Linked DNA regions of Homo sapiens: all the other regions are linked to region 5. A link is a loop called in an ENCODE intact Hi-C map of the cell type or tissue named here. Cell type or tissue: heart left ventricle. All regions are shown on one strand. Each heading gives the region's core, and the rest is flanking DNA. Links, peaks and the distances in the headings are about the cores only.

The links. Peaks named below come from ENCODE experiments on the same cell type or tissue, not always from the same donor. Only the 100,000 strongest peaks of a DNase experiment are listed, where the experiment ranks them.
Region 1: it touches region 5 in a loop (3-fold over the local background); 20 of 110 quality-filtered maps call a loop at or near these places.
Region 2: a loop joins it to region 5, with 5 times the contacts of the local background. A loop is called at or near these places in 33 of 110 quality-filtered maps.
Region 3: a loop joins it to region 5, with 3 times the contacts of the local background. A loop is called at or near these places in 16 of 110 quality-filtered maps.
Region 4: it touches region 5 in a loop (25-fold over the local background); 83 of 110 quality-filtered maps call a loop at or near these places.
Region 6: it touches region 5 in a loop (3-fold over the local background); 17 of 110 quality-filtered maps call a loop at or near these places.

What each region holds. Positions count from the first base shown.
Region 1 is chr22:31,869,985-31,875,368 of GRCh38, reverse strand. It overlaps DEPDC5 (DEP domain containing 5, GATOR1 subcomplex subunit), which reads right to left. Exons shown (of 43, transcript NM_001242896.3): 34 at 4,625-4,779; 35 at 2,037-2,114; 36 at 964-1,096. Among named protein-coding and RNA genes, the nearest start is that of YWHAH, 72 kb to the left of the region's middle. RefSeq lists a silencer at 2,732-3,026. In heart left ventricle, for the core only: a CTCF peak has its summit at 2,913 (motif pointing left); no DNase peak of the experiment used is centred there.
Region 2 is chr22:31,663,491-31,668,874 of GRCh38, reverse strand. No RefSeq gene overlaps it. Among named protein-coding and RNA genes, the nearest start is that of PISD, 4.0 kb to the right of the region's middle. RefSeq lists an enhancer at 3,393-3,894. In heart left ventricle, for the core only: a CTCF peak has its summit at 3,076 (motif pointing left); a DNase peak (open chromatin) is centred at 3,034.
Region 3 is chr22:31,553,993-31,559,376 of GRCh38, reverse strand. It overlaps SFI1 (SFI1 centrin binding protein), which reads right to left. Exons shown (of 33, transcript NM_001007467.3): 7 at 2,318-2,435. Among named protein-coding and RNA genes, the nearest start is that of SFI1, 60 kb to the right of the region's middle. In heart left ventricle, for the core only: a CTCF peak has its summit at 2,554 (motif pointing left); no DNase peak of the experiment used is centred there.
Region 4 is chr22:32,264,202-32,268,201 of GRCh38, reverse strand. The region is part of intron 2 of SLC5A4-AS1 (SLC5A4 antisense RNA 1); the gene reads right to left. It also overlaps a transcript of SLC5A4 not described here. Among named protein-coding and RNA genes, the nearest start is that of SLC5A4, 11 kb to the right of the region's middle. In heart left ventricle, for the core only: a CTCF peak has its summit at 1,836 (motif pointing right); a DNase peak (open chromatin) is centred at 1,872; H3K4me3 peaks cover 349 bases.
Region 5 is chr22:31,967,701-31,973,084 of GRCh38, reverse strand. It overlaps LINC02558 (long intergenic non-protein coding RNA 2558), which reads right to left and starts at 2,262. Exons shown (of 5, transcript NR_149128.1): 1 at 2,173-2,262. RefSeq lists enhancers at 2,903-3,012, 3,083-3,132. In heart left ventricle, for the core only: CTCF peaks have their summits at 2,050, 2,264 (motif pointing left) and 2,837; DNase peaks (open chromatin) are centred at 737, 2,264 and 2,784; H3K4me3 peaks cover 946 bases.
Region 6 is chr22:32,375,810-32,381,193 of GRCh38, reverse strand. It overlaps LOC339666 (a long non-coding RNA gene), which reads right to left and starts at 4,530. Exons shown (of 3, transcript NR_038918.1): 1 at 4,473-4,530; 2 at 3,457-3,868. It also overlaps the pseudogene IGLCOR22-2. In heart left ventricle, for the core only: a CTCF peak has its summit at 2,310; no DNase peak of the experiment used is centred there.

The sequences.
Region 1 (5,384 bases), core at 679-4,678, 98 kb after region 5:
GTTTTCCAGTCCACATCATGCTTCTGACATTTATCCATGTTGATACATGTACCTTCAGCTCATTCATTTAAACTGCTGTAGTAGCATTTCATTATTTGAATAAGGAAATCGTATTCTCAGGGAGACGAGAGTGTATACGGCAAAGGCTGTGCAAAACAGCACATCAAGACCCTCAGAGTGAGAACTGAGAATCACATGCTTTTTCAAATCAGTTATCAATTTTAACATTTCCATGATGACAACTCAGCTGGTAAGGAAACAGTACTGACTTCCAGTTGGGGCCTCCGTATAGACAGGATGGCATGAACTGGCTCAGTCAACTGGCCGTTTCCCATTTCCTTGTTATTCCAGTTCTGCCATATTCCAGAGTTCCAGTTCTGAGCAGCGTAATTAAATCCAGCAAGCATGGTGCTAAGTGCCTACCAGGTGCCAAGCAACATGCCTGGCACTGGTGATACAGAAATGGAAAATAAGAGGTGATCCTGCTCTCAAGGAGCTGGTTGAGGCAGGAGACAAATGAGAGAAAGATCTTCATTCTGTTGTGCTAAGAGCTCTGACAGAGTAAGTACAAGGTGACAGAAGGCCCCTGGGTCAGAGCCTTGAATCCAGCATTGAGTCTTGAATAAGCATGCATTGACCAGGGGAAACTGGCGGCTTGAGGTCAGAGGGAGGGCATTCCCCCAAAAATCATAGAGATTTTTCTGAGGTTTATAAATGCACAGATTCTGTCCAAAACATTTCAGTTCAGACAATAAATTCTGCACGGTTTTTAAGTCAAGATACAGTGTATTTCAAAGCAAGACTTGTTCTTTCATCAATTCCAGAAAGGCCTCCCACTTATTAAAAAAAATCCTCACCCCAACCTGCAGATCTCATTACTGGAAAGGGTGATGGCTTCTAAGGCAGGCCCTGATTTTTCGGGACCTAAGCAAACAGCTCTATGGGCCCCTCTTGCTGTCTCACCTGCATGATGTCAATGGCCATCGCCTGTGTCTGGATCCCCTCCACGTGGTTCACCAACCAGTGTACCACCTCCGCGCTGATGAAGCAGTACGGTGAGAGGCCCTTCTGTTCAGAGAGCAGCTGGACTCCTGTCCTGGGTTCCAACACGGTGAACGGGGAGCAGGGGATGTGTGTGCCCCATGGCAACAAGTGGAAGGAAAGATGAAAAAGAAGGGACTCCCACTAGAGCATTTAATACCATAAAGCAATGTCCCTATGCTATTCCTAGACTCAGAGAAACACCCATGAGAGGACAAAAGAAACTGTTACCGGGGGCCCAGCGTGGTCGCTCACGCCTGTAATCCCAGCACTTTGGGAGGCTGAGGCGGGTGGATTACCTGAGGTCAGGAGTTTGAGACCAGCCTGACCAACATGGCGAAACCCCGTCTCTACTAAAAATACAAAAATCAGCTGGGCGTGGTGGCGGGTGCCTGTAATCCCAGCTAGTCAGGAAGCTGAGGTGGGAGAATCACTTGAACCTGGGAGGTGGAGGTTGCAGTGAGCTGAGATCGTGCCACTGTCCTCCAGCCTGGGCAACAGAGTGAGACTCTGTCTCAAAAAAAAAAAAAAAAAAAAAGAAGAAGTTGTTATGGGGAAAAAGGAGAAGGGGGAGAGAAAGGAAAAGATGGGAACTCACATTCGGAGAATACCTATACTTGTCAGGCATCATACTAGGTACCTCACATAATTATTTCATTTAATCTTTACATCAACCCTGTGGCTTAACTACTTTTTAAAAAATCCCTTTTAAAAAAATCCCATCTTGAGGCAGAGGTTGGGTGAGCCAAGATGGCGACACCGCACTCTAGCCTGGGTGACAGAGTGAGACTCTGCCTCAAAAAAAAAAAACAAAAAACAATTCCATCTTACAAACAAGGAAACAGAGGCTCAGAGAGGTCAAGTGACTTGCCCAAGCTCTCAAAACTGGTGAGAAGTACAGTCATGTACAAATCTACCAAACCACGCTGCCTAAACATGGCTGTGGCACAGGCTTCTGGGAACCTTCCAACCCTACACTGTGGTGAGCCACTTACGAGGGGTGCTTCATGGCTTCCAGGATCTCTGTCAGGGTAGAGGATGAGGTCAAGGAGCTTGCCACCAGCTGCTGAGAGCTGTAACACAGGGTGTCAGGTCAGCAAAGCAAGATGGCACGTATGCAGTCAAGAGCACGAATATTAGGAACAGTCTCCACTTCCTATGGAGCCAGAAACCAGGACAATGTTGACACTAAAGGCATTTTAGTAAATTCCAAACAGCTATATCAGGGGGTTATCTCATAGGGGGTTTCCTATTTTAAAATATACACATTTAGGGCCGGGTTTGGTGGCTTACGTCTGTAATCCCAGCACTTTGGGAAGCTGAGGCACGTGGATTATTTGAGGTCAGGAGGTCAAGACCAGCCTGGCAAACATAGTGAAATCCCGTCTCTACTAAAAATACAAAAATTAGCCAGGCATGGTGACGTGCGCCTGTTGTCTCAGCTACTTGGGAGGCTGAGACAAGAGAATCGCTTGAAACTGGGAGGTGGAGGGTGCAGTGAGCTGAGGTCGTGCCACTCATGCACTCCAGCCTAGGCAACAGAGCGAGACTGTCTCAAATAAATAAATAAAATAAAATAAAATAAAATAAAAAATGTCCACATTTAGAATTCAAAGTACTTTTGTGTCCAAACTTGCCCTTAGTAAGCATCTCTCCTTTTAATAATATTCCTCAGGCCCAAGGCCCAACCACTTCCAAGAAACCCCCTGGACTGCTCTGGGTTTGCCCCAAGAGCCTTTCACAGGTAGCTTCATTGAATCCTGACCAGAGTACTAGGTAACACCCTAAGAGCATGGGGAATGGAATCCCAGTATCATCACTAACCTGCTACATAGCTTTTCTTGGCCTCAGCGCCCCCATGTGAAAAATGGGGTTAATGCTGTTCCTGTCTTTGAGGGCTGATGTGAGGCGAATGTTTATACGATGCTGAGCACATGTACAGGGCTGACACACAGGAAGCCCAAAGTGGTAAACAATACTAAAATAATTAACACCGACCCTTTGAAACTGACTAAAGGAACTGCTGAAGGTCAAAGAGCCAGAAGTACCAGGATGTGGATCTGAATCCAGGTCAGTCTCTCTCCAAAGTCCTTTCCACCACCTGCTGCCCACATTCTTGCTCAAAGGTGTGATGGTCCCTTAAAACGTGCTTAATACTCAGCAGCTGAGTGGCCACCCACTATACCGAACTGGGCCAGCTGTGGGGCTTATCCAGAAGCTCCTCAAGTTCTTTGAACTTCTCCCTTTCCTCAGTCCCAGACTACTCTTCATGACTATTCAGAGGGTCCAGAAATCACTGGAAGTGTTTCAGAATTTCAGGGTTAGAAAAAGTTTTCAAAGACCCTTGAAATGAACTTCCTTCTAATGCCTGAGTCTCTGCTGAGACCACGTGTCTGGGCAAGAGGCTGTCCTATCTGTGTGAACATCTTCAATGGCAAAGAACTTGGCACCTCTAAGTGCAGCCCATTTCCGTGCAGCAGGACCCACTGCTAGTAAGTTCTTCATCATGAAATAGAATCTGTTCTCTGTATTTTTCAGTCATTGGTCCTGATTCTACCTGCCATGTCATTTTTGGTCTTTTCACCTCCAGCCTAAATATCCCCGATTCCTCATTTCTTCTGAAAGCAGAAGTAAACCTACTGTTCTACCCTTGTAAGCAATGAGGAAGCAGATTTTTTCTATGCATTGGGCAGCCTCTCCAATCTCCTCCACGCCTACAGCCAAAAAGCCAGGTAGGCTTGATGGGTATAAGGGCATGAGCGAAGGCAGGGAGCAGAGAAGTTCAGACCTGCTCCTGCTTCTGAAATGACCATCACCTCTACTGGCCAGAATGAACAGGCTGCAGTAGATGAGACACAGATTACACCAGCACAGAATTTATGACATAAGGGAAATGGAGTGACTCCTGACAGAGGCCAGCCAGGTGAGCAGCCCCAGAGAACTTTCTGCTCTCAGGGCAGGGGTATAAAAGTTAAGTCTCTTAGATGATTTTGCCAAGGACTGCTTCGTCAATACAGTGAGACAATAAGAAAAGACTGCGGCATAATTACTATAAAGCAAACACAGCTGGGAAGAAAATAAAACGGTTTCTCAGAATTGACAACAGTAGTAAAAGCTGGTGCACTTGCTCGAGCAAATGAAGTACACACAGCTTCCTTTTCCTCCGGATACTAAGGAATAGAAGAAGAACAGTCATGTTTGGCCACAATTAGTGATTCATCCACTGTTTGTTCTTTTCCTTACTGACAGCATGCTATGACGTGCAAGACATTGTGCCACAGGCACCACAGTGAACAAGACAGACTGGACAGAGCCCCCTTCCGGAAGCCCTGTACTCCTGTGTGGTGCCTGACACTTTCCTACATCTCTGTGGGAACCTCTTAGCTATCCTGTGAGGATGGCAGGAAACAGATCATTAGTCCCATCATACAGATGTGGTTAAGGACTAACTTGCCCAGGGTCGCATGTGACTTGTGGCAGAGTCAGAACTCGGCCCAGAGCTTTGGACTTCAGCCTCTGCAGCCTTTGAGATCAGACTGTCCCCACTCCCCAGGAACATGAGTTTGGCCACTCTGAATCTCACCTGCTGTCACTGGAGTTTGTGGAGGAGTAGCCCTGTTCTCCTATGTTCTGGGAGTTCCCAAAGGTCTGGCTGTTGCCTCTGTCCATGGATTGGCCTGTGCATATGCCCAAACTGGTGCCGTCCAACATAGGAGTGGCTGTTTGGTCCACAGATACCTGCAGGAGATTTAAAAATGAATACTTGATTCCAAAAATAACTGACAGGAAAACACAGTAAATAAGCTGTACTGGCTTATTCACTCAGTAAGCATTCACAAAAAATAAACAAAAATTAATGCAATCCTTCCCATTCTGCTCATTCCCACTACCCCTTGGTCCCTAGTGGCACAGCTAAAGTTGTCTAGAGACTCTACCCAGTCTTGTGTGCACTGCCTTCTATCAGAGCAGCTGGGAACTCCCACCCTCCAACCAGGGCAGATGAGAGGCCACTCTTCACAGTAAATCCCCAGGACCAAAGAAATCGCTTCAGCACCTGCCTCAAACCACACGATTTACACTAAAGAAAAATCTCCATAGAAAGAGTGGAGAAGTCAGAATCACTCCTTATGAGGACAGCAGGACTGAAAGACCACATTTAGAGACAAATAGGTGAACATCACAATGTACATCTTCTGCCTACCGTGACTCACCCTTTCCCACCCAAAACCTCCTTTCTTCTACCTTTCAGTTTGCTCAGGTTCAACTCTCAGAGCCATCTGATAGCTCTCTTCTCCAGCTTTGCATCTAAAGACAGGCCTAGTCCCACGGCCTGCCCTCTGCAG
Region 2 (5,384 bases), core at 825-4,824, 300 kb after region 5:
TGGCCTCCCAAAGTGCTGGGATTACAGGAGTGAGCCACTGCACCCAGCCAGCTTTTTTGTTTTTGTCTTTTCTTTGAGACATGGTCTTGCTCTGCTGCTCAGACTAGGGTGGCAGTGGTGCAATCATAGCTCACTGCAGCCTCAAATTCCTGGGCTCAAGTGATCTTCCTGCCTCAGCCTCTCAAGTAGCTAGGATCCTGTGGGCGTGTCACCACGCATTGCAATAATTGGCTTTTTTATAACTACACGGTACCTTACAGTTTTCGATAATAATTATCCCTATGTAACAAACATCATGCAATAGAACAAATGAGATTTTCTTGTTGGGGGGCGGGGTGTGGAGCTTGAATTCTAAAAACGCAGATTTCGAAGGAGGACTCCTCCCTGATGTCTGTACTCACCAGAATATAAGCTTCATAAAGGCATGGATGCCCACGGTCATACCTAGAGCAGACTCCCATAAATACACACTTATTAAATCAATGAATAAATAAATGAATGGATGGATTAAGCAAATGCTTCTGACTAGAAGTGTCAGAGCATGGGCAAGGTTGAGAGGCAGCAGCCCTAAAATTAAACAGTGATAATAACAAAGCTAGCAGCTTCCACTTATCAAGCACTTCCTGTGTGCTGCACACAAATAATGTTGCAAACCCTCATTATAACACTATAAATTGGGTGCATCACCCAGGCTGGAGTGCAGTGGCATGATCGTGGCTCACTGCAGCCTCGATTTCCTGAGCTCGGGTGATCCTCCCACCTCAGCCTCCCAAGTAACTGGGACTACAGGTATGCACCATGATGCTGGGCTAATTTTTCTATTTGTTGTAGAGATGGAGTTTCACCATTTTCTCAAACTCCTTGGCTCAAGTGATCCTCCTGCCTGAGCCTCCCAGAGAGCTGGGATTACTAGCTTGAGATGGAACAAGGTAAACTGGTTTCCACAGTGGCTGCACCATTTTACATTCTCATCAGCAATGTACAAGGATTCCAGTTTTTCCCACATCCTCTCCAATGCTTGTCATCTTCCTTTTTTTTTTTTTTTTTTTGGAGATGGAGTCTTGCTCTGTCACCCAGGCTGGAGAGCAGTGGCGCAATCTCAGCTCACTGCAACCTCCGCCTTCTGGGTTCAAGTGATTCTACGGCCTCAGCCACCTGAGTAACTGGTATTACAGTTACTCGGCTCACTGCAACCTCTGCCTCCCAGGTTCAAGCGATTCTCTTGCCTCAGCCTCTTGAGTAGCTGATATTACAGTTACTCGGCTCACTGCAACCTCCGCCTCCCAGGTTCAAGCGATTCTCTTGCCTCAGCCTCCTGAGTAGCTGGGAGTACAGGCATGCACCACCACACCCAGCTAATTTTTGTATTTTTACTAGAGACAGGGTTTTACCATATTGGCCAGGCAATCTCGAACTCCTGACCTCATGATCCGCCCTCCTTGGCCTCTCAAAATGCTGGGATTACAGGTGTGAGCCACCGAGCCCAGCCCGACCAGCTAATTTTGTCTCTACTAAAAAGTAGAGACAGGGTTTCACCATGTTGGCCTGGCTGGTCTTGAACTCCTGACCTCAGGTGATCCACCCACCTTGGCCTTCCAAAGTGTTGGGATTACAGGTGTGAGCCACTGTGCCCAGCCTAAAATCAACCATTTTAAAGTGGACAATTCAGTGACATTTAGTACATTCACAACGTGGTGTACCATTTCTGTCTAATTCAGGACAAATTTTATCATCTCAAAATAAAACCTTGTTGTGCCTATCAGGTAGTTACCAATGTTTCCCAATTTTAACAGATTAAGAAATGGACTAAGACAATAGGAAAAGTGCTGGCTGGGAGCCATGGCTCACACTTGTAATCCCAACTTTTTGGGAGGTCGAGGTAAGAGGATTACTTGAGCCTAAGAGTTGGAGACCAGCCTGGGTAACATAGTGAGACCCTCATCTCTATAAAAAATACAAAATAAGCTGAGTGTGGTGGTGTGCACCCGTAATCCCAGCTACTCGGGAGGCTGAGGTGGGAGGATTGCTTGAGCCTGGGAGGTCCAGGTTGCAGTGAGCCATGATTGTGCCACTGCACTCTAGCCTGGGTGTCAGAGCAATATCCTGTCTCAAAAAAAAAAAAAAAAAAAAAGAAAAAGAAAAAGAAAAAAAGTGCTAAGGACCCACAACAAAATTTTTAATATTAAAATTAAAAAATGAGGCTGGGTGCGATGGCTCATGCCTGTAATCCCAACACTTCGGGAGGCCGAGGCAGGAGGATCACTTGAGCCCCCGAATTTGGGATCAGCCTGGCCAACATGACGAAACCCTGTCTCTCTAAACAAAAATACAAAATTTAGCCAGGCGTGGTGGCCAGTGCTTGTAATTGAAGGCACTGGAGAGGCTGAGGCAAGAGAATCGTTTGAACCCGGTAGGCGGAGATTGCAGTGAGCCGATATCGCGGGCCACTGCACTCCAGCCTGGGCCACAGAGTGAAACTCTGTCTCAAAGGAAAAAAAGGAAAAGAATATAATAATAATGAATTCAGCTTGGATTTATAAATATAAATGTGTTAATATAAAGACAATAGTCTTTATACCAATACGGTTGTAAAATAAAATTCTTAATTTTTTATGGAGAAAAGGGTCAGTCCACTGAGGCAAAAGTGCTTGGGGCTCACGAAAGCCTCGAAGCTCTGCCACTACCATCCACACTGCAAAAATCCTTTGAAAACAAAATTGAGGCAAGCTCGTTTTTTTTTTTTTTCTTGAGACGGAGTCTCGCTCTGTCGCCCAGGCTGGAGTGCAGTGGCGCTATCTCAGCTCACTGCAAGCTCTGCCTTCCGGGTTTACGCCATTCTCCTGCCTCAGCCTCCAGAGTAGCTGGGACTACAGACGCCCGCCACCACGTCCGGCTAATTTTTTTGTATTTTTAGTAGAGACGGGGTTTCACCGTGTTAGCCAGGATGGTCTCGATCTCCTGCCCTCGTGATGCGCACGTCTCCGCCTCCCAAAGTGCTGGGATTACAGGCGTGAGCCACCGCGCCCAGCCAAGCAAGCTCGTTCTTAAATGCTAGGCTAATTCTGCCCCCTAGCGGCCACAGAGAAATCTCAGAAATTAATGCCCCCAGTTGTTGAGTAATTCGCACCTACCAGGTGCCTTGAACTTACGCTGCATTATTTTGTCCTCACAATTCCATGAGGTTAAGTGATATCCAAATGTATAGATAAGCTGCCGAAGATTCGAGTGCTTAAGTCGGTTTGTTGTTGTTTTTTTTTGAGACGGGGTCTCAAAAGACAGGATCTTACGGAAGTTAATGCTGTTTCCTACTGAAGGAGGCACAGCGAGCGCAAGCCTTGGTGGGCAGGAAGCGTGCTTTAAAGTTTGAGACTGTCAGGCCCGGCGCGGTGGCTCACGCCTGTAATCCTGGCACTTTGGGAGGCCGAGGCGGGCAGACTTGAGGTCAGCAATTTGAGACCAGTCCGGCTAACATGATGAAAACCCGTTTCTACTAAAAATTCGAAAATTAGCTGGGTGTGTGGCACGCCTGTAGTCCCAGCTACTCGGAAGGCTGAGGCAGGAGAATCGCTTGAACCCGGGAGGTGGAGGCTGCAGTGAGCCGAGATCGCATCTCTGCACTCCAACCTGGGCAACAGAGTGAGGCTCTGTCTCAAAAAATAAAGTTGGAGACTTTTATTCTAAAAGCATTCAGTGAGCCATTTATTTATTTATTTTCCTGTAAGCTTGGAAAAATAGGTTCTTCCCCACCCATCTACATGACAGTAATGAGCAAATATCCTTATCAGATAATACATGATTTGCAAACATTTTCTTTCATTCTGTGGGTTGCCTTTTCTCTCTCTCTCTCTTTTTTTTAAGGCAGAGTTTCACTCTTGTTGCCCAGGCTGGAGTGCAATGGTACGATCTCGGCTCACCACAACCTCCACCTCCCATATTCAAGTGATTCTCTTGCCTCAGCCTCCCGAGTAGATGGGATTACAGGCTTGCGCCACCACATGCGGCTAATTTTTGTATTTTTACTACAGACAGGGTTTCACCACGTTGGCCAGGCTAGTCTCCAACTCCTGATCTCAGGTGATCTGCCCGCCTTGGCCTCCCAAAGTGCTGGGGTTACAGGCGTGAGACACCGCGCCCAGCGTCTTTTCACTCTCTTGATAGTGTTCTTTGATGCACAAAAGTTTTAATTTCGAAGTATATCTTTTTGTTGTTTTTGTTGTTGTTGCCTGTGCTTTTAACGTCATATACAAGAAATCATTGCTAAATCCAACGTCATGAAGATTTCCCCTATGTTTTCGTCTAAGAGTATTATAGTTTTAGCTCTTCAGTTTACATCTCTGATCCATTTTGAATGAATTTTTGTATATGGTGTAAGGCTGCACTTTACTTTTTGTATATGGATATTCAGTTTTCCCAATGCACTTCATTTGGAAATAATTTCCCCCCATTCCCTGCTGGTTTACTACTCTCAATTGGATAGTAAAACCAATTAAACCAATATGTATTTTTTTTTTAAATGGTGTCTCACTCTGTCTCCCAGGCTGGAGTGCAATGGCATTATCTCAGCTCACTGCAACCTCCCCCTCCCGGGTTCAAGCAATTCTCGTACCTCAGCCTCTGGAGTAGCTGGGATTACAGGCAGGCGCCACTATGCCCAGCTAATTTTTGTATTTTTAATAGAGATGGGGTTTCACCATGTTGGCCAGGCTGGTCTCGAACTCCTGACCTCAGGTGATCCGCCCGCCTTGGCCTCCCAAAGTGCTGGGATCATAGGGTGAGCCACGGTGCCCAGCCTCTTAAAAAAAAAAAAAAAGAGATGGAGTCTCACTATGTTGTCCAGGCTGGTCTCTTTTTTACTTCCTTTTTTTTTTTTTTTTTTTTTTTGAGACGGAGTCTCACTCTGTCACCCAGGCTGGAGTGCAATGGCGCGATCTCGGCTCGCTGCAAGTCCGCCTCCCGGGTTCACGCCATCCTCCTGCCTCAGCCTCCAGAGTAGCTGGGACTACAGGCGCCCGCCACCACGCCCGGCTAATTTTTTTTGTATTTTTAGTAGAGATGGGGTTTCATCGTGTTAGCCAGGATGGTCTCAATCTCTTGACCTCGTGATCCGCCCACCTCGGCCTCCCAAAGTGCTGAGATTACAGGCGTGAGCCACCGCGCCCGGCCCAGGCTGGTCTCAACTCCTTGGCTCAAGCTATCCTCCCACCTCAGCCTCCCAGTGAGTGGGGATTGCAGGCGTGAGCCACTGCGCCCGGCCAAAACCAATTCTATACATTTGTTTTTTTCTTTTCCGACTTTTGAAAACCATGACAAAGGGAGGTTTCTTCCCCCCAATACCAAACCTGGTGCCTTTTAAGCTCTCTGTAGGAGCTGAGTATGCCCTAGTT
Region 3 (5,384 bases), core at 663-4,662, 410 kb after region 5:
ATCTCGACTCACTGCAACGTCTGCCTTGTTTGTTCAAGCGGTTCTCATGCCTCAGCCTCCCGAGTAGCTGGGATTATAGGCGTGCACCATCAAACCAGGCTAACTTTTGTATTTTTTTAGTAGAGACAGTTTCACTATGTTGGCCAGGCTGGTCTTAAACTCCTGGCCTCAGGTAATTCACCAGCCTCAGCCTCCCAAAGTGCTGGGATTACAGGCATGAGTCCCTGTGCCTGGCCCAGTACCAAGAACATTTTAAACCCTCAATAAATAGGCTGGGCCCGGTGGCTCATGCCTATAATCTCAGCACTTTGGGAAGCCGAGGCGGGTGGATCATCTGAGGTCAGGAGTTCAAGACCAGCCTGGCCAATGTGGTGAAACCCCATCTCTACTAAAAATACAAAAAATTAGCTAGGTATGGTGTAATCCCAGTTACTTGGGAGGCTGAGGCAGGAGAATCACTTGAACCCAGGAAGCAGAGCTTGCAGTCAGCCAAGATTGTGCCATGGCACTCCAGCCTGGACGAAACAGTGAGACTCTGTCTCAAATAAATAAATAAATGTACGTTGAGTAAATGAATTAATTATATAAAAATATCACTCAGGCCAGGCGCGGTGGCTCATGCCTGGAATCCCAGCACTTGGAGAGGCTGAGGCCGGTGAATCATGAGGTCAGGAGTTCGAGACAAGGCTGGCCAACATGGTGAAACCCTGCCTCTAGTAAAAATACAAAAAATTAGCTGGGCATGGTGGCAGGCGCCTGTAATCCCAGCTACTCGAGAGGCCAAGGCAGAAGAATCGCTTGAACCTGGAAGGCTTGAACCCAGAAGGTTGCAGTGAGCCAAGATCACACCACTGCACTCCAGCCTGGGGAACAGTGTGAGACTCCATCTCATAAAAAAAAAAAAAAAATTCACTCAGACTCAAGTAAAACTGCATACTAATTAGGCATTTTGAAATACTTGCTAAATACATTTTAAGTAATGATTTTAATTATTTAAAAAAATTTTTTGTGTGTAGAGATAGGGTCTTGGCTTTGTTGCCCAGGCTGGTCTCAAACTCCCGGCCTCAAGCAAGCCTCCCATCTTAGCCTCCCAAAGTGTTGGGATTACAGGTTTGAACTACTGCACTCTGCCTATTTTATTTCTACTTAAATAACTTCTTTATGTCCACTGATTTTCTGGACACTGTTAAATACTTTACAGATATTACTTTATTTATTCCTGATGACAAACCTTTAAGTATGGTGTAACTATTTCACAGATGAGGAAAATAAGAGCTGAAGAGATGAAATGACCCAATAATACAGGTTGGAAGAGGGATTCAAACCCAAGTAAGTGCAGCTGCAAAGCCTCTCCTATTATCCATACTTTGTTCAATACCCAACTTTCAGGCAGGAAGTGAATTATTAATATATTACCATTCAGGACACCAGTGGACAACTACAGACAACATAGAGTGAAATCTGTCCCATGATAATGCAGCTCATTGTTACATATCTGGCTATAAAAGTGGACTAATTCATGTTCTTCCAGTATGTCTACAATGCTGATGGGCTGCAATGCAGAAGACCAGTTAAGAGCATGGGTGGGTGAGCCCTAGTTTTGCCAATTACAACCTGTATGTGCTAGGCAAGTTACTCAACCTCTCTGAGCCTTATTGTACATCTTAATCTGTACAATAATGGTACTTACAGTTTACGGTAAGGGTTAAATAAGATACTTTACATTACAAAATTAACACATGCACACACAAACTTAACACAGGGTTTAGAACACAGTAAGCACTCAATTCATGTTAATTATGATTATGTGAAAATCGATCTTATAAACAAGTTATCAGTAAATCTTTATTAGGCATCAACTATGTTCAAAATATTGTTTCAAGGTGGGAAGGGGGCATGGTGGCTCATGCCTATAATCCCAGCACTTTGGGAGGCTGAGGTGGGCAGATCGCTTGAGCCCACGAACTCAAGACCAGCCTGGGAAACATGATAAAACCTCGCCTCTACAAAAAAATGAAAAAAAAAAAAACATTAGCTGGGCATAGTGGCGCATGCCTGTAGTCCTAGCTACTTGGGAGGCTGAGGTGGAAGGACTGCTTGAACCTGGGAGGTGGAAGTTGCAGTAAGCTGAGATTGGGCCACTACACTCCAACCTGGGTGACAGAGTAAGACCCTATCTCGAAAAAAACAAAACACAAAAATAAAACCAAATACAAACCATTGTTTTAAGGTGAGGTTTTATGCTGTTTTCCAGCACCATAAAGCTGATGAGGTAAAATGATGGCTGGTACTTTGTAGGGCAGTTGAGCAGACTCACCGTAAGATAATCCGTTGCCTAAACTCCAGAGCTGTAGTCTGCATCTGAAGTTTGGTCCTACGAACAACCACGTAGATCAACCAGGACTTCCAGGCCTGTCGCATCTTTTGCTTTGCATCTAGATTCACCAAAGAGATTTTTCAAAAGGCATGGGGAGAGATGGATTACTCTGGGTTATGATAAAAGCTCAAGGGCTCTCCTTTGAATACCTAAATCCCTCCAGCCTACAAGTGACCCCTGCTGGAAAAGTTGTGAAGCACTAGAAAATTAATTAGAGTGCAAGAACACATGAAGGCTCTGTGCAAGTAACGACATTTACAAAGCATTTAAAGGAAAACCCATGTACTGAACTGCTCAAAAACCCTTTGCTTTAAAAGCGCTTATTTCTATAGATATACTCTGCAATTTTTAGACGAAATGATATGAATAAACAGGCAGCAAAGAAGTGGAGAGATGGATCTAACAAAAATGGCATGAGTGATAATCAAAGCTGGGTAATGGATACATGGAGGTTCATTATTCTATTAAATATCTTTCAGTCTGGGCACAGTGGCTCACGCCTGTAATCCCAGCACTTTGGAAGGCCGAGATGGGCAGATCACCTGAGGTCAGGAGTTCGAGACCAACCTGACCAACGTGGTGAAACCCCATCTCTACTAAAAGTACAAAAATTAGCCAGGTGTGGTGGCGTGCGCCTGTAGTCCCAGCTACTCAGGAGGCTGAGGCAGGAGAATTGCTAAACCTGGGAGGGAGAGGTTGCAGTGAGCTGAGATCACGCCATTGCACTCTAGCCTGGGCGACAGAGCAAGACTCCGTCTCAAAAAAAAAAAAAAGAAAAGAAAAAAAAATTTCAATTGTATAGATATTTAAAGTTTTCCATAATACAAAGCTAAAGAAGAAGAAATCATGATATAAAACTTGCTGTTTGACTCCAAGCTCACTCTTTTTAGTAAAGAAAAGATAATTTACTAGATATGGAAGATGCAATGGCCCACAGGTCTCCCTTTGTGGTAAATTGTATTTTCATTATGAAAGTCACCACTAATAAGTAAATTACCACTTATAAGCAAATTTCTCTTCTTTTTAGAAGACAAAGGAGAAAATAAAATTATATAAATCATTTTTAGGACAGCCTCCAAGATGTAGTCGACAGGACTATAACTATATATTTCACAGTTGTTGACAAGACAAATCAACATACGAAGGAGAATTTAACATGTATCTTCCTTGGTTTCACTGTGGACCTCAGGAATCAGCATACTTCAGGTAATCAGGACTAGTATAGTGCTGTGGTTTAGAGTTTGGGATCCTGAGTAAGACAAGCCAGACTTACTGGCCCTTTCATTTATTACACACCTAATCTCATACAAGTTCCTCATCTGTAAAATGGTGCCTCTCTCAGAGTTATGTTTGGAAAGTGTAAATGAGATGATTTAACTATGAAAAATATCTAAAATAAACACTAACTGCTCTTTCCAGAGTATGGAACACAGGAATCTCATTAACTGTCTCTGCCATGATTCTGATGCACGTGACAACTGAGAACCATGCTTCCTTAAGGCCTAAAAGTACTTGCAAACTTTTCATTTAACAGTCCAAGAGTGAATGGACACTCCCTGAGGTCTAGGGGAATGGCCTGAAATAACTTGTCTTATGTCAGAAATAACTCTTGCCTCTTGAGTAGCTGGGACTGCAGGCATGCACCACCACACCTGGCTAATTTTTGTATTTTTTTGTAGAGATGAGGTTTTGCCATGTTGCTTGGGCTGGTCTCGAACTCCTGGGCCCAAGCAATCTTCCCACCTCAGCCTCCCAAAGTGCTGGGATTATAGGCGTGAGCCACCGCCTATAAAAAAGTCATCCAAGTGACTTTTTCCTTCTATTCCATAATATCTAGCTAGATTCACTGTAACTATAAATAAGACAGCAGAATGTACATTCTTCAAGTAAATATAGAACATTTACAAGATAGAGCATATTTGGGGCCACAGAACAAACCTTAACAAAAATAAAGGAACTGAAATCATACTAAGTCTTGTTCTCTGACAATAATAGAATAAACTAGAAATCCTTAACAGAAAGATATTGGGAAACTCCCAAATATTAGAAAACTAAACACACTTCTAAATAATCTGTGGGGCAAAGATGAGGTCTCAGGGAAAATCAGAAAACAAGTTTTTACTGAATGAAAACAGAAATATAACTTATTAAAATTCGTGTAATATAGTTAGTGTTTAAGAGAACTTTATAGCAGTAAATGTCTCTACTAAAAATACAAAAAAAAAATTAGCCGGGCGTGGTGGCAGGTACCTTTACTCCCAGCTACTCAGTAGTCTGAGGCAAGATAATTGCTTGAACCCAGGAGGCAGAGGCTGCAGTGAGCCGAGATCACGCCACTCTGCACTCCATCCTGGGTGACAAAGTGAGGCTCCATCTGAAAAAAAAAAAAAAAGGCTGGGCGCAGTGGCTCAAGCCTGTAATCCCAGCACTTTGGGAGGCCGAGGTGGGCGGATCACGAGGTCAGGAGATCAAGACCATCCTGGCTAACACTGTGAAATCCCGTCTCTATTAAAAATACAAAAAATTAGCCGGGCGGGGTGGTGGGCACCTGTAGTCCCAGCTAATTGGGAGGCTGAGGTAGGAGAATGGCGTGAATCCGGGAGGTGGAGCTTGCGGTGAGCCGAGATCGTGCCACTGCACTCCAGCCTGGGCAATAGAGCGAGACTCCATCTCAAAATTTAAAAAAAAGAAAAAAGAAAAAGAAATAATAAATTAACTTAGCAAGGATGCAGGATATACAAGATCCATATGTAAAACTACAGAATGTTTAGGAGAAAACATAAGAGGAAATCTTTGTGACCCTGGGTTAAGGCAAAGTTCTTAGAGATGACATCTAAGATAGGATATGAAAAAATATAATCCAGCTGGGCACAGTGGCTCATGACTGTAATCCCAGGGCTTTGGGAAGCCGAAGTGGGAGAACTGCTTGAGGCCAGGAGTTTCAGACCAGCCTGGGCAACAAAGCAAGACCCCCATCTCTGTAAAATATAAAAAACTTAGCCAGGTA
Region 4 (4,000 bases), core at 1-4,000, 300 kb before region 5:
TATCAGGGCCTACTATGCACAATTACTAGTGAAACATAATGAAACACAATATAAATACATATATAAAAGACTCAGGGCCTTGAGCTTCTGATATTTTAAATGCTAGCTGGAGTGCAGTGGCGCCATCTCGGCTCACTGCAAGCTCCACCTCCTGGGTTTACGCCATTCTCCTGCCTCAGCTTCCCAAGTACCTGGGACTACAGGCGCCCACCACCACGCCTGGCTAATTTTTTGTATTTTTAGTAGAGATGGAGTTTCACTGTGTTAGCCAGGATGGTCTCAATCTCCTGACCTCGTGATCCTCCTGCCTCAGCCTCCCAAAGTGCTGGGATTACAGGCGTGAGCCACCACGTCCAGCCAGGACTTGATTGTTTCTTTGGGAAGTTGATGTCATAAAAGTGTCTATACTGGGCTGTCCTGCCACATGTGGCTCTTGAGCACCTGAAATGGGGCATATCAGAATTGAGATGTGCTTTCAGTGTAAAATGCATAATGGATTTGGAAAATGTAATGAGAAATAGAGAATGTAAATGATGTTGTTAAGAACTTTTAAAGGTTGGCTGGGTGCAGTGGCATGTGCCTGTAGTCCTAGCACCCTGGGAGGCTGAGTCGGGAGGATCGCCTGAGCCCAAGAAGTTGAAGCTACAGTGAGCTATGATCGTGCCACTGCACTCCAGCCTGGGTGATGGAGGGAGACCCTGTTTCTTAAAAACAATCTTAAAGTTAATTTCATGCTGAAATGATAACATTTTCTGTATTAAAATTTTAATTTTTTTCTTAATTTATTCTCACCTCTGCTCCACTAGGTTCTCCCCTGGCCTCCAATTGCTTCCACTGACAACTCAGTTGGAGTGAGCTCCACTTACAAGGGTTTTTGTGTAGAGTGTCCCTCCTCCCACCTTATTCACATCCTGCTTATCATTCTTAATCCAATCAGATTTTGATTTAATTATGCTATATATTAGATTTTTACTGACGTCATAAGCAGATTGCCACAAAGGAGATCGTCCTCACTAAAGGGTTTTCACAGTTAATATGGACAAATATTGCCACATCATTCTAAATTAGGTCTTGTATATTGTGGGCGTTGGTAAGATTTGGGATCAGGATTGAAACTGTTCAAACAAAACATTTGGCATCAAAATTAATTGTTATGAATGGAGCTAATTTCAAATTGTTTTTGATCATGAAAATAAAAACTCACAGTTTGATGAAGAAAATTAGTCAAACTTACTCACAGGTCTTTCCTAAAACCACACTCATTAGACCAGTCATTTATTAAAAAGGACTTACTCTTGTGAAGATCCACATTTAGAAGAGGTTGAATTCACTTCCACATAAAAATATTTTTTCTGCATTATGATTTTCTTAAGAACATTTTCTTTGGTCTAGCTTACTTTACTGTAAGAACACAGTACATAACACATATGCAAAATATGCGTTAACGGACTTGATATTATGGGTAAGGCTTCCAGTCAACAATGGGCCATTCATCCTTAAGTTATTGGGAAGTCAAAAGTTATGCACAGGTATTGGACTGCCGGGGGCTCAGTGCCCCTAAACCCCACATTTTTTAAGGGTCAGCTGTATCTAAAAATCTCAAGAACATTGCCCGTGGCCAGTATTTATAATTTTTTCTTTGCTTTTAGACAAAATCATTCCTGTACATTTAATTTCATTAATATTACTCTCTGTATTTGTAAATAGTTTGTGCTTAATCTGTAAAGTGTGAACAGGTTTTAGTTTTTGCATGACTATTGCAGACATATTGAACCACGTTTGATAAATGAAGTAATAGTGAAACTACCTAGGGTTTTCTCTCAGCTGCCTCCCTCTTCCCTGTCTCCAGGTGGCGCTGTGTGGAAGTTTATGAAGAGACCTGGTCCGGATCCAAGCTTTCTGTCCCCGTTCTACTTTCTGAAACGCCCACCAAAAGACACGGGCCCCTGGCATCTCATAACCACTCAGTTAGTCATCATTTCTGTTTTTTAATAGCTGAGGATATCCTGACTACTTGCTCTTCACAAGATTATTATAAATTATACTAGTTTAAATTCAAAGGCAAAGTTTCCCCCTTCCTGCTCCCTGGAAACCTTTATCCCTGAATGACATGGCTAAATGGCTAAGCTCTCCTGCACCCAATGCCCTGATCAAGTGTTTCTTCCTGTAGGGGCCTTTCCTTTTGCCCCAAGGCAAATCCTTTCTCTGTTGTCCTCCCCTGGCAATTTATAAACACTTGTAACAGAATCTGTTACTATTCTTATTTGTATTGATGTGGTCTTAAAAGAGTCAAACTTAGTTGAGAGCTGTATCTGTGGCCTACATTTTGTTCTGTTTGTTTTGTTTTGTTTTTCCTTTTTTTGAGACAGAGTCCCACTCCATCACCCAGGCTGGAGTGCAGTGGCATGATCTCGGCTCACTGCAACCTCCACCTCCCCGGTTCAAGCGTTTCTCGTTCCTCTCCCTCCCGCAAAGCTGGAATTACAGGCATGAGCCACCACACCCAGCTAATTTTTGTATTTTTAGTAGAGAGGGGGTTTCACCATGTTGACTGGGCTGGTCTCAAACACCTGGCCTCAAGTGATCCACCCACCTCAGCCTCCGAAAGTGTGTGGCCTACATTTTGGATATGAAATATGAAAAATATTTACCAAAAAGTAGACAACAAATAATTACTATTGGATCCACATATAATTTAATCAATCTGGTTTCCTTCATATTTCCTCTTGCTTTTCATCCTCCTTGCAGTTTCATGATTCTCTGGAGGTCATCTAAAACAATAATATAATTTAAGGAAGCAAATTTTTTTTTCTTGAGACAGGGTCTTGCTCTGTTGCCCAGGCTGGAGTGCAATGGTACAATTATGGCTCACTGTAGCCTCGAACTCCTGGGCTGAAGCCATCCTCCTGCCTCAGCCTCCCCAGTAGCTGGGACTACCAGTGTGTGCTACCAAGACTGGCTAATTTTTTAACTATTTTGTAGAGATGAGGATCTCACTATATTGCCAGAACTGGTCTTAAGCAATCTTCCCACCTTGGCCTTCCAAAGTGCTGGGATAACAGGTGTGAGCCACCATGCCTGGCAAGGAAGCAAATTTGATTTTACATCATCCAAAGAGTAACACAAAGGAAGTATATCTGAGTTGTAGTACATCAATAAGTGGAAATATTAAGATTCTATATAAATTATTTGTGATTTCCTTTCTAAGAAAGAGACTACAATTATCATTATACATGGGCATTTTCAAACATTTCCAAACTTGAGATGAAAAAAAGAAAGAAAATATGAGACAGTGACTATATTTGAGGTATATTCTTTCAACAGACTATAAACGTGCGGGGTTCACACATTTATCAGCCAAAAACAGATTCAAAATACATACATTCTTAGTCTTAACAAGGGCTACAAAAAAAGTGTGGAACAGCTATCAGTAATATATTTTGTGTTAATATGAATTCTAGGCTTGGATAAAACATGCAGGGTATGATTACAACTTTAGATGTCTTCTTTTTAAATGTTATTTCTCTTTTAGGACTTCGGTCTGATTAAATGTTATTTCTTTTTTAGGACTTTGGTCTGATTAATAGATGTCTTCTTTTTTCTGGTTTCTTGTTTCGTTTTGTTTTGTTTTGAGACTGGGTCTCTGTCGCCCACTGCTGCTAGAATGCAGTGGCATAATCATGGCTTACTGTAACGTTAACTACATGGGCTCAGGTGATCCACCTGAGCCTCCCAAGAAGCTGGGACCACAGGCACATGCCACCATGCCCAACGAACTTTTTCTATTTTTTGTAGAGATGGGGGTCTCACCATGTTGCCCTGGCTGGTCTAGAACCCCTGGCTCAAGTGATCCTCCTGCCTTGGCCTCCCAAAGTGCTGAGATTACAGGTGTGAGCTGCCACACCTGATTGAGATTTCTTAGTTCTATTATATTCTCTAATATAAAAAAAGAAAGGTCATCGTCCAGTTTTAAGTGGTCTCACGACAATTTCTTTTTTTT
Region 5 (5,384 bases), core at 627-4,626:
CTTTTCTCATTTCTTTCTTCCATTCTTCCTCCCCTGCATCAGGAAAACCATGAGAGGTCAGGTTATAACTTCCTCACACCTGGGCTTTCACCTCCATGGTTATATTTCCAAACCCACAGTACCGGGCAGGGCAGGGAAGTAGGTGGCAGGTTTGGGTTTGGGGGGATTTTGTTTGTTTGAGAGGGGTCTCCCCGCTGTCACCCAGGCTGGAGTGCAGTAGTGTAATCGAATGCACCACTGGAGTGCAGTCGAGGATCACTGCAGCCTCGACTTCCTGGGCTCAAGCCCCATCTTCCCACCTCGGCCTCCCATGTCCAGCTAATTTTTTTTCTTTAGAGATGGGGTTACTTACTACGTTGCCCAGGCTGGTCTTGAACCCCTGGCCTCAAGTGATCCTCCCCACCTTGGCCTCACAAAGTGCTGAGGTTATGGGTGTGAGCCACCATGTCCAGGCTGTCTCCCCTTTCTGAAAGCTGTCCGTGATGACACCGAGGCCTGGGTGAAGTGACCTGCACAAGCACACACAGTGAGGTGGAAGCACTGCCACGACCAGCACAGGAATGCTCTCTCCAGCTCAGGGCCGGGTCCCACTGCCCTGGCACCTCCTGGAAGGGCCCGGGTCTGGGCCCCCATGCTGCCAGCTCTAACATAGAAGGCAGTCAGTGGATCAGGCCCAGCCCACAGCTGCTCCAGGTCCGGGAAGGATCAGACCCAGCCCACAGCCAATCCGCGTCGGGCGGGGAAGGGCTGAACGTGGAGTAACTCTCAGTACAGCCGCTGAAAGCCAGGGCTCTGGCCCCTCCACTGCCACTCTTCTGCTCCAGGGACAGCTGTGCTGGCCGAGCGCCACCTCAGGAGCGGGTCAGCATCGTTGTCCCCTCTGCCCCCCAAGGGCCTGGGAGATCCTGAGGGGAAAAAACCAAAGCCCTTTGGCAAGTAACTCTGACCAAAAACAGAAAAAAAACGGCCGGGCACAGTGGCTCACACCTGTAATCCCAGCACTTTGAGAGGCCGAGGCGGGCAGACTCTTGAGGCCAGGAGTTCAAGACCAGCCTGGCCAACATAGTGAAACCTCGCCTCTACTAAAAACACAAAAATTAGCCAGGCGTGGTGGTGAGTGCCTGTAATCCCAGCTACTCAGGAGGCTGAGGCAAGAGAATCATTTGGACTCGGAAGGGAGAGGTTGCAGTGAGCAGAGATCGCACCACTGCACTTCAACCTGGGCAACAGAGCAAGACTCAAAAAAAAAAAAGAGGCCGGGCGCGGTGGCTCACGCCTGTAATCCCAGCACTTTGGAAGGCTGAGGTGAGCGGATCACGAGTTCAGGAGATCGAGACCATGCTGGCTAAGACGGTGAAACCGCGTTTCTACTAAAAATACAAAAAATTAGCCGGGCGTGGTGGCGGGCGCCTGTAGTCCCAGCTACTCGGGAGGCTGAGGCAGGAGAACGGCGTGAACCCGGGAGGCCGAGCTTGCAGTGAGCTGCACTCCAGCCTGGGCGACAGAGCGAGACTCCGTCTAAAAAAAAAAAAAACAAAACAACAGCAACAACAACAACAAGAACAAAAAACAGAAAAAGCAAGGCCTGGGCTCCACATATTTCCTCCCCTCACCATCCTCCATGGACTCTGTTCGCCCTCACAGTGTGCAGGGCTCGGGGACCCAGGTGACAAGGGCCGACCTGCCAGCCGACCACCTGGCAGGAACCGCAATGGTTGGGCGGATACAGTGGCTCTGCCTGTGATCCCGGAGCTTTGGGAGGCCGAGGCGGGAGGATGGCTTGAGCCCAGGATGTCGAAGCTGAGTGAGCCGAGATGACGTCACTGCACTCCAGCCTGGGTGACATAGTGAGGTGACCCCTCTCATAAAAAGAAAAAGAAAAGGAAAGAAAGTGAGAGAAATAGAGAGAGAAGGAAGGAAAAGAAAGAAAGAAAAGACAAGAAAAAAGAGGGAGAAAGGCAAGGGAAAGACAGGAAACGCAGGGACTGACTGAGGGACTGATGGAGGAGGCGTGTGAGCCGGGCTGGGGACGCGACTGACTGATCGGCTGACAGGATGACCAGCTGCACTGGGGTTGCTGAGGGGTGGCAGCGACAGCCAGCCTCTCAGCCTCGGTTTCCGCCTGCCTCCTGCCTCAAGCCAACTCACTGCGTGGCCTACCCCGACACTAACCGGCGCCTGAACCAAAACCCACGGAGCCTGGCGGCCGCGGCTCCCTCAGAGAGTCGCCCTAGACCCTGCGCGGCTCCACAGCGCCACCTCGAGGCTGCGCCTGGAAGGGAGGGGCTGGGGAAGTGGGCGGAGTCAAGGGCGGGGCTACAGGTGGAGCGTCGGCAGGAGCTCCAGCATCCCCTTTCCCGGGACGCCGCTCCTCTTCCCCGCCTCCTTGGCTCTCCCCCGGAGCCTCTTCCTCCTCCCCCGTTCGAGTGGGCAGGTCCCCGCGGGAGCCTGAGTCGCACTGCAGACCTATCCTGTGACCTGAAAGAAACTCCCAGTTCCCCATTAGACCCCCTGGCAGCCTGGGCATCCCGGCGGTTCCAGGGACCCGCTGGGGCGGATGACGGCCGAACCTTTGGGCGCCAGGCTGGCAGTAGACGTGATAGAGGTGAAAACCCCACCACCCTCTTAATCCCCAGAAATGCTACAGGATTCTGGGGGGCCTGAGCGAGCAGCTGAGGACAAGGGCCGATGATATTTGCTTTATTTGTTACTGGGCTTGCTCCCTCCCCCGCATCCCGCTGCTCTTCACACTTGCAAGCTCACCTGACTGCCAGGTGGCCGGTCTGGAGCATGGCGAGCACCTTCGAGCCCCATAGATGGCAGCACAGGCCTAAGAAAAGTCGTACCAGAATGGTGTCTCCCTTCCAAACTCAGGCCGGGAGAGATAGAGCCACTTAGGGGAGAAAACTAATGTCCAGAGTGGCAGAAACATCCTCACATCCCGAAGGGTCTTGAACCCTAACTTCTTGCCCCAGGACAAGAAGACAAGGCAGAGTAAAGAGAGGCTCACAGGGAGAGGCAAGTGACAGTTCAGAACACAGGTGCACCATGCCACGCGACTGTGGGCGTCTCCTCACCTCTCTGAGGCCGTTTCCTGAACTGTAAAATCAGGGACAAGAAGGATACCTGCGTCACGGGATGTTCTGAGATTAACTGAGATGCTGCATGCAAATCACTTAACCACAGGGCATGTGGTAAGTGCTCTAATATATGTAAAGCAACGTTCCACTGCTTTTTGTTTGTTTGTTTTTGAGACACAGTCTCGCTCTGTCACCTAGGCTGGAGTACAGTGGCATGATCATAGCTTACTGCAGCCTCAAACTCCTGGGCACAAGTGATTCTCCCACCTTAGCCTCCTGAGTGGCTGGGACTATAGGTATAGCTATCGAGCCCAGCTAATTTATCTTTTTTTATGTTTTGGAGAGATGGTGTCTTTCTACATTGCCCAGGCTGGTCTGGACCTCCTGGCCTCAAGCAATCCTCCCGCCCTGGCCTGCCAACGTGCTAGGATTACAGGACTGAGCCACCATGCCCTGCTGAGTGTGATGTCTTTTTTACTGTGTCAACTTGGCTAGACTAAAGGCCCCAATTATTCCAACACTAAACTGGATGTTTTGGTGAAGTTGTTTTGTAGATGCGAATAAAGTCCATTATCAGTTGACTTTACATAAAAGGAAGATATCCTGGATAATTTAGGTGGGCTTGATAGACGCAGTTGAAAGGCCTTAAAATCAGACTTGAGGTTTTCCTGAAGAAGAAATTCTGCCTGTGGATAGCAACTTCAGCCCTTGACAAGAGTTCCAGCCTGCACTTACTGCACTTACCTAGCCAGCCCCACAATCACGCAAATCACCTCCTTGCAACAAATCTCTTAATCTGTATCCCCTTACTGGTACAGTTTCTCTGATTGAACCCTAATACATTAAGGAAGCAGTATGGCCAGGCGCAGGGGCTCACACCTGTAAACCCAGCACTTTGGGAGGCCGAGGCAGGCGGATCACTTGAGGTCAGGGGTTCGAGACCAGCCTGGCCAACATGGTGAAATTGTCTCTACTAAAAATACAAAAATTAGCCTGGTGTGGTGGTACGCGCCTGTAATCCCAGCTACTCAGGAGGCTGAGGCACAAGAATAGCTTGAACCCGGGAGGCGGAGGTTGCAGTGAGCCGAGATTGCACCACTGCACTCCAGCCTGGGCAACAGAGCAAGACTCTATCTCAAAATAAAAAGGAGTGTGTGTGTGTGTGTGCGCGCATGTGTGTGTGTGTGCGTGTGTGTTGGGGGTCACAGGGCCTAATCTTCGTGTTTATTCACTCCTTTTTTTTTTCGAGGCAGTCTCACTCTGTTCCCCAGGGTGAATTGCAGTGACACGATCTTGGCACACTGCAGCCTCGACCTCCCAGGCTCAAGCAATCTTCCCACCTCAGCCTCTTGAGTAGCTGGAACTACCAGGCCTGGCTAATTTTTGTATTTACTGTTTTGCCATGTTACCCAGGCTACTTTCAAACTCCTGAACTCAAGCAGTCCACCTGCCTCGGCCTCCAAAAGTGCTGGGATTACAGGTGTGAGTCACCGTGCCCAGCCTATTCATTTCTTTTTAATCTCCGGGTAGTTTGTGACTTTTGAGGTCCAGTACTTGGAGGCACTAGCAAAACCATGGTTATTTATTGGTTGGGGTGGGCTATGAGGTAGCTAGAGGCAGAGGGCCCCTTCCACCAGTCCTGCCCCCTGAGGCCTCAGCTTCGTGGATGTGCCTGCTCATTCCCCTCTTCTCCCTGCCTCAGGTGTAGGCCTGGAAATGAGAGCTACAAAGTATGCTGTCCCTGGGAACCAGCTGGTGAGGAGGAGGCTTCTACCCCAGCAACCATCTGTCCCACATGTCCCTGTACCCCGCCTCTCCCGCCTCTACCCCACAGGCTCATGTGTCATGCACAAACACCTTTTGCCCGCCTGCCCTAATTCTTTTTTTTTTTTTTTGAGAAGGAGTCTCACTGTGTCGCCCAGGCTGGAGTGCAGTGGTGTGATCTCGGCTCACTGCAACCTCCGCCTCCCGGGTTCACGCCATTCTCCTGCCTCACTCTCCCGAGTAGCTGGGACTACAGGTGCCCACCACGACACCCGGATAATTTTTTGTATTTTTAGTAGAGACGGGGTTTCACCATGTTAGCCAGCATGGTCTCGATCTCCTGACCTCGTGATCCGCCTGCCTCGGCCTCCCAAAGTGCTGGGATTACAGGCGTGAGCCACCGCGCCCGGCCAGGCAGAACCTTAAAGGCAGGTGGAGAGCACCTGTAATAGAAAGTGGCTCTCATGATGAAGCTCTGCTGAGCTGAGAGATCTTGTCACTTCCTAGACCCTTGGTTTGCTCCTCTGCACCCTCAATGGT
Region 6 (5,384 bases), core at 645-4,644, 410 kb before region 5:
TTTGTGTACACACATGGGAGTTTATTTTTTCATCTGCATATGGACGGTAGGTTGATTCATTTCCCTGACTGCTGTGAATAGTGCTGCAGTCCACCACCTCTCTCTTCCATGTACCAATTTCATGTGGGTTGAATGTATACCTAGCAGTACAATTGCTAGCGGAAATGGTCATTGTAGTTTTAATGTTTTGAGGAAGCCTCACATTGTTTCCGTAGTGTATGTATTAGTTTACTTCCCCAACAAGTGTGGAGAAGAATTCCCCCTCTCTAGAAATCCACACTGGCCAGTTGCTGTGGCTCACGCCTGTGATCCCAGCACTTTGGGAGGACGAGGCGGGTGGATCACCTGAGGTCAGGAGTTCAAGACCAGCCTGACCAACATGGTGAAACCCCGTCTCTACTAAAAATACAAAAAAAAAAATGAGCCGGGTGTGGTGGCAGGCACGTGTAATCCCAGCTACTCAGGAGGCTGAGGCAGGAGAATGGCATGAACCCGGGAGGTGGAGCTTGCAGTGAGCCGAGATCGCGCCACTGCACTCTAGCCTGGGTGACAGAGCAAGACTCCGTCTCAAAATAAAAAAAAATTGATATATCACATTAGATGATTCTATGAAATCATCTACTATATAAAATAAATATATATTATACATAAAATAAAAACACAAATCACACATTGACAATAACCCCTGCAGTCCAAGTACACCCCCACAATAGTACAAATTACACTTTAAAAAAAAAACTCAAGACATTTACACATTTAAACCAAAGTAATTGTCACTAGACTAAATACATTCATTCATCAAGTACAATAAATTTAGCATTGCTGCTTATAGTCACTAATAGCACAATTTTAGGTGCAATTTCACATGCTTTCATAAATCTTCCAGTACAGTTCCCATAGCAAAGTGTCTTTGTGCACGCCATCTTCATTTATATGCAGGTGCATCGTATATCATACTTAAAACTATTTTACGTCACAAGCTGTTAATATACATTTTAAGTGGACAGCAGGTAAAAAATTTAAACCTCAATGATGACAAAATTTAAAATTAAAGTCTTGAACACCTATAGTGATTTGTTTACTTGCATAAATACTATTTTCACTTAGTACAGGCTATTAAAATAAGCAGAGAATTTAAATATTAACTCAAAAAAAGATAGAGGCTCAAAACCTTCCTAAGAAATTAATGCGTTTTCAAAGTAATAATATAATGAGTCTGTAAGTCAAAAGGAATTTCATATTTATTGCCAAATTTAAAATACCAGTGATGTGAAGAGAAGATTGAGGCCTAAAATTGTGGTACTAAATTGTAAAATACAGTAAAGAAGATGCAGCTCATTTGCTTGGGAATATGTAATGGAATATTTTTCACAGTAATTTTTTTTTTTTTTTTTTGAGATGGAGTCTCGCTCTGTTGCCCAGGCTGGAGTGCAGTAGCACGATCTCAGCTCACTGCAAGCTCTGCCTCCCGGGTTCACACCATTCTCCTGCCTCAGCTTCCCGAGTAGCTGGGACTATAGGCTCCCACCACCACGCCCGGCTAATTTTTTGTATTTTTAGTAGAGATGGGGTTTCACTGTGTTAGCCAGGATGGTCTCAATCTCCTGACCTTGTGATCCACCCACCTCGGCTTCCCAAAGTGCTGGGATTACAGGTGTGAGCCACGGTGCCCAGCCAAGCCCCTGGATTTCTAATCCCCACAGTGGACTTGAGGAGTACAGTTGAACCCAGAGAAGATTCCCTGGCTTCTGCTGATACCACATGGTCACAAAGTCATCAACATTAAAGCCACTGCTCAGAGCACAGGCAAGTCTCGAAGTTCTCAGAGATAAAGATAGGGAGGTGAGTGAGTCAGTGCATACTCGGAGAGGAAACCAGGAACAGAGATGCTCATGGGTGAGGCAGCAAGGATACAAGTCTAGCTCTTCAAAGAGAGGAAGAGAGGGCACTGACCCAGGCTGGTGGCTGCTCAAGACATCTGAGGCCTGCCCCACGGCCTTAGCCACAGCTGCAGCAGGTGCCAGTTCAGCCTTCCTCATGTCTCGCAGCACCCCCATAATGAAGTAGTCAACCCCAACAAAAATGTGTATGCATTCTCCTGTCTTCTTCACTCAGGGCCTCTCTCTCCTCATGGATCCTAAGGCCCCTCTCTCCCTGGTCAGCCATTCGCTGCATGTGCAGCCAGTTCCAGGCCCTCAGCCAGCACATCTGCAGGACTGGCTCCCCAGTGGACACCATTGTCACCCCCACGGACACCACTCCCCTTTCCTAGCCTCTCATTCTAGGGCCTCCTGCTGGCTCCAGTGGGAACTACTTTCCATCTTTCCAGACCCTTCCCACATCCCTAGGTGGCAGCACAGCCTCAGCCAAGGACACTACCACCTTCCTGCACTGGGGTTCTGTGGCCCCACCCCAAATTTGAAACTTTCCACTAACCCTGGAGCCACTGCTTAGCCCATATCTGGGGCCCCTGTGGGGCAGCAGCACAGATCCCCACCTTTGACCACTGTTTCCAGTTTGGAGGCCTGCCACCTCCAGCTCCAGTCCAGCCCCAGCCTCCTGGAGGCCAGCCAGCCCCAGGCACCAAAACACATTCAACCTTGGGGGGCCATTACTCACCACTTCTACCTTGACCCCACAAGCACCCACCCTGCCGTATCCCCCTGGCCCATCCACTGCCCCTGGCTCTGCAGCTGCCACCTACACAGCTAGTGCCATGGCCACTATTTGGCCCAACGTACATTCTGGTAAGATGAGAGGGACAACATTTTTATCCATTTTTCCATGGATCAGGAGCTCTTTCTGTTTATGAGGCTGTGTTCAGCTATGTGACAGAGACAATCAGCCTTACCCATAATGCTGGAGTCCAGAGGTGGACAGAGGGTTTCTATTGACAAACCTGCATCTGGATAATGAGGCTCAAATCTCTGAAGGTCCATCCTCCCTGTCCTAGGTGACAAACACAGTGGCTCTGCCTCAGAGTCCATGGCACCAGTTGCCATGGTAACTCCCAATGTCTCTACTGCCCCTTGTGCAGGAGAAGGTGACCTCAGGGTCTGGGGCACAACAAGAGCTTTACAAGGGGAATTCTGCATGCACAGGTTGCGGAGTTCCTACTCCCTGATGTCCCACAACCCTCCCCGCCACCTGGACTGTTGAAAAGCTCCAATGGTAAGGTATGAGAGGAGAAAACACAAGATAGTTTCTGTGGTCTCTGAGAAAATCACCCATGGGGGTCCCTGTGGTCCTGAGTGGGATCAGCTATAGGAAAGTCACATCCATGAAATCAACATCCCCCAACTTCCCCAGAGCAGGCATGGTGTTTTTCCAGCAATGGTGGAGCCTCGCCTTCACCCTCTCACGCTCCACAGAGAGGTTTGCTGGCCTCAGGCCCTCATTTCCCCCCATCCATACCCCCAACCTCCTGACATGAACACTGAAGGTGCAGGTACCTACCTGTGAGTGACTCTGGCCACATCTTCGCTGGAACTCCCCTGGGACCTGTGTCCTCACTCATTTCACACCTTAGTGCCTCATCCCTGGGTCACGGGGAGCCTCAGGCAGCCCCAAGCACAGATGATCGGGGTTGGAGGGAGGTGACTGGAGAGGGACAAGGAGGTTTCTGCTCTGATCCCTCAAAGACAGTAGTCCATGCTGTAGCGACTGTCTACCTGCTTGAATGGTCTCCGGCCTCTGGCCGAAAAGAAAACTAGGAAAGGCTCATTTCTCTTCTTCCAAAAAATAATAATAATAAAAAAGTCAACTCCACAGGCTCTGAGTTTTGCTCATCTAGATAACCGGGCAACACCGCAGTGTATCAGGAGGTTTTTGTTTTTGTTTTCAGCATTCCTGAGACTTCAGAAACATTCTATGGAGAATTGAGAAGAGAGTATTTTTTGAGCCAGAAAGTGCTTTCCTGTGAAGTTTGTATATGTGAGTTATTTTAATATCTAAACATTGTCAGAGAACAAGACTCTGAGCAGGCTGAGGTTTTATCCCGCCTCCCCACCTGTGTGTCAGTGTGCGAAGGACTGCTGTGCTCAATCACACAGTAATTAGTCAGCCTCGTCCTCAGACTGGAGCTTAGATATGAGCAAAAGCCCTTTATTGGACCAGCCTTCCATCAATCCAGAGGAGCAGCTCGGGACCCTGGAGCCCTGGTCATGAAGTACATTTTGGTAGTGGCTCAGGAGATACCAGGGAGGGCTCCCTGGCTTATGCTGGTACCAGTATATCCAATAGAAATCAGCATGGACGCCAGTGCTCAGGATGCAGGGAAGTGCGGCTGGTGCTTCCAGAGATGCAGAGAGGGAGGGCGGCTGAGTCAGCACAGGCTGGGAGAGGGAACCTGCAGACACAGGTGGATATGGCTGCTGGCTCACTTACCAGCATGAAGTTGCTGGAAGATCTGAGCCAGAGGGGACTGCTGAAGCCTGGGGGACCTGCCCTGGACGTGGGAGGCCTGTCCTTACCTGGGAAGTGAGAGAGGAGCAGCAGGAGGACAGGAGCCATGGTGGACACAGCCCTTCTGAGGTCCAGAGCTGGAGTGGGCTGCTCCAGGCCTCTCTTATCCCTTCCACTGACCTCACAGAGGAGGAGTTACAGATGCCAATGTGTCCCCACATTGCCTGCCTCTACTTTACCCCATGTATTTATTCAAGTCCTAGGGGCTGGTGGACAGGGGAAGTCCGACAGGCCAGACCTGGGAAGAAGTGGGTGCTGGAACCACACCCAGGGAGGGCACAGCTTCCAGGTCAGCCTCAGTGAGTGCAGGCTCCATCACCCAGCCCTGCGGAATTTGTGGGGTAGGAGGGGGTTGGCACAGTTGTGGCTGCCCACTGCACAGACCCTGAGATCCACAGTGTCTCCTGCTGCTCTCTCGCCAGACTGCATTCCCTCAGTAGAAGTCATGTGAGTGGTGTCGGCCTGAGAGCCTAGTGAGTGTCAGTCTAGAAGTATCTATGGCCACGCCCTGGGCCATGGCCCAAGTTGCTGATACTAAAAGAAAGACAGCATTTTTCAATACGTTTTTCTTGCATTACTAGAAGGACATGGGCAAAATATCACCTCCACCCAATGAAAGGAGGCTGCGGGGAGGCTGCAGAGGGCTCTGGGAGCAAAGTCCTGGGCAGCTCCTTCCACAGAGGCCAGGGAAAGAGGTGATTGTGACTTGGGTCTCACTGGGCTGTGGGGTCCTGCTCTGGAACAAATACTCACACATTACTAGCTTTGGAAAGATAGGGCTTTGGAAAAAAAAAAGAGACATTTTCAATGCAATGATATGCTGAGGGGATGACAGAATACATCATTGATGAGAAGATTGAACAAGTGAAGTGTAAGTGTCAAGTCAGGTAAGGACATTTGAATCCAGACTGTAGAGGTCC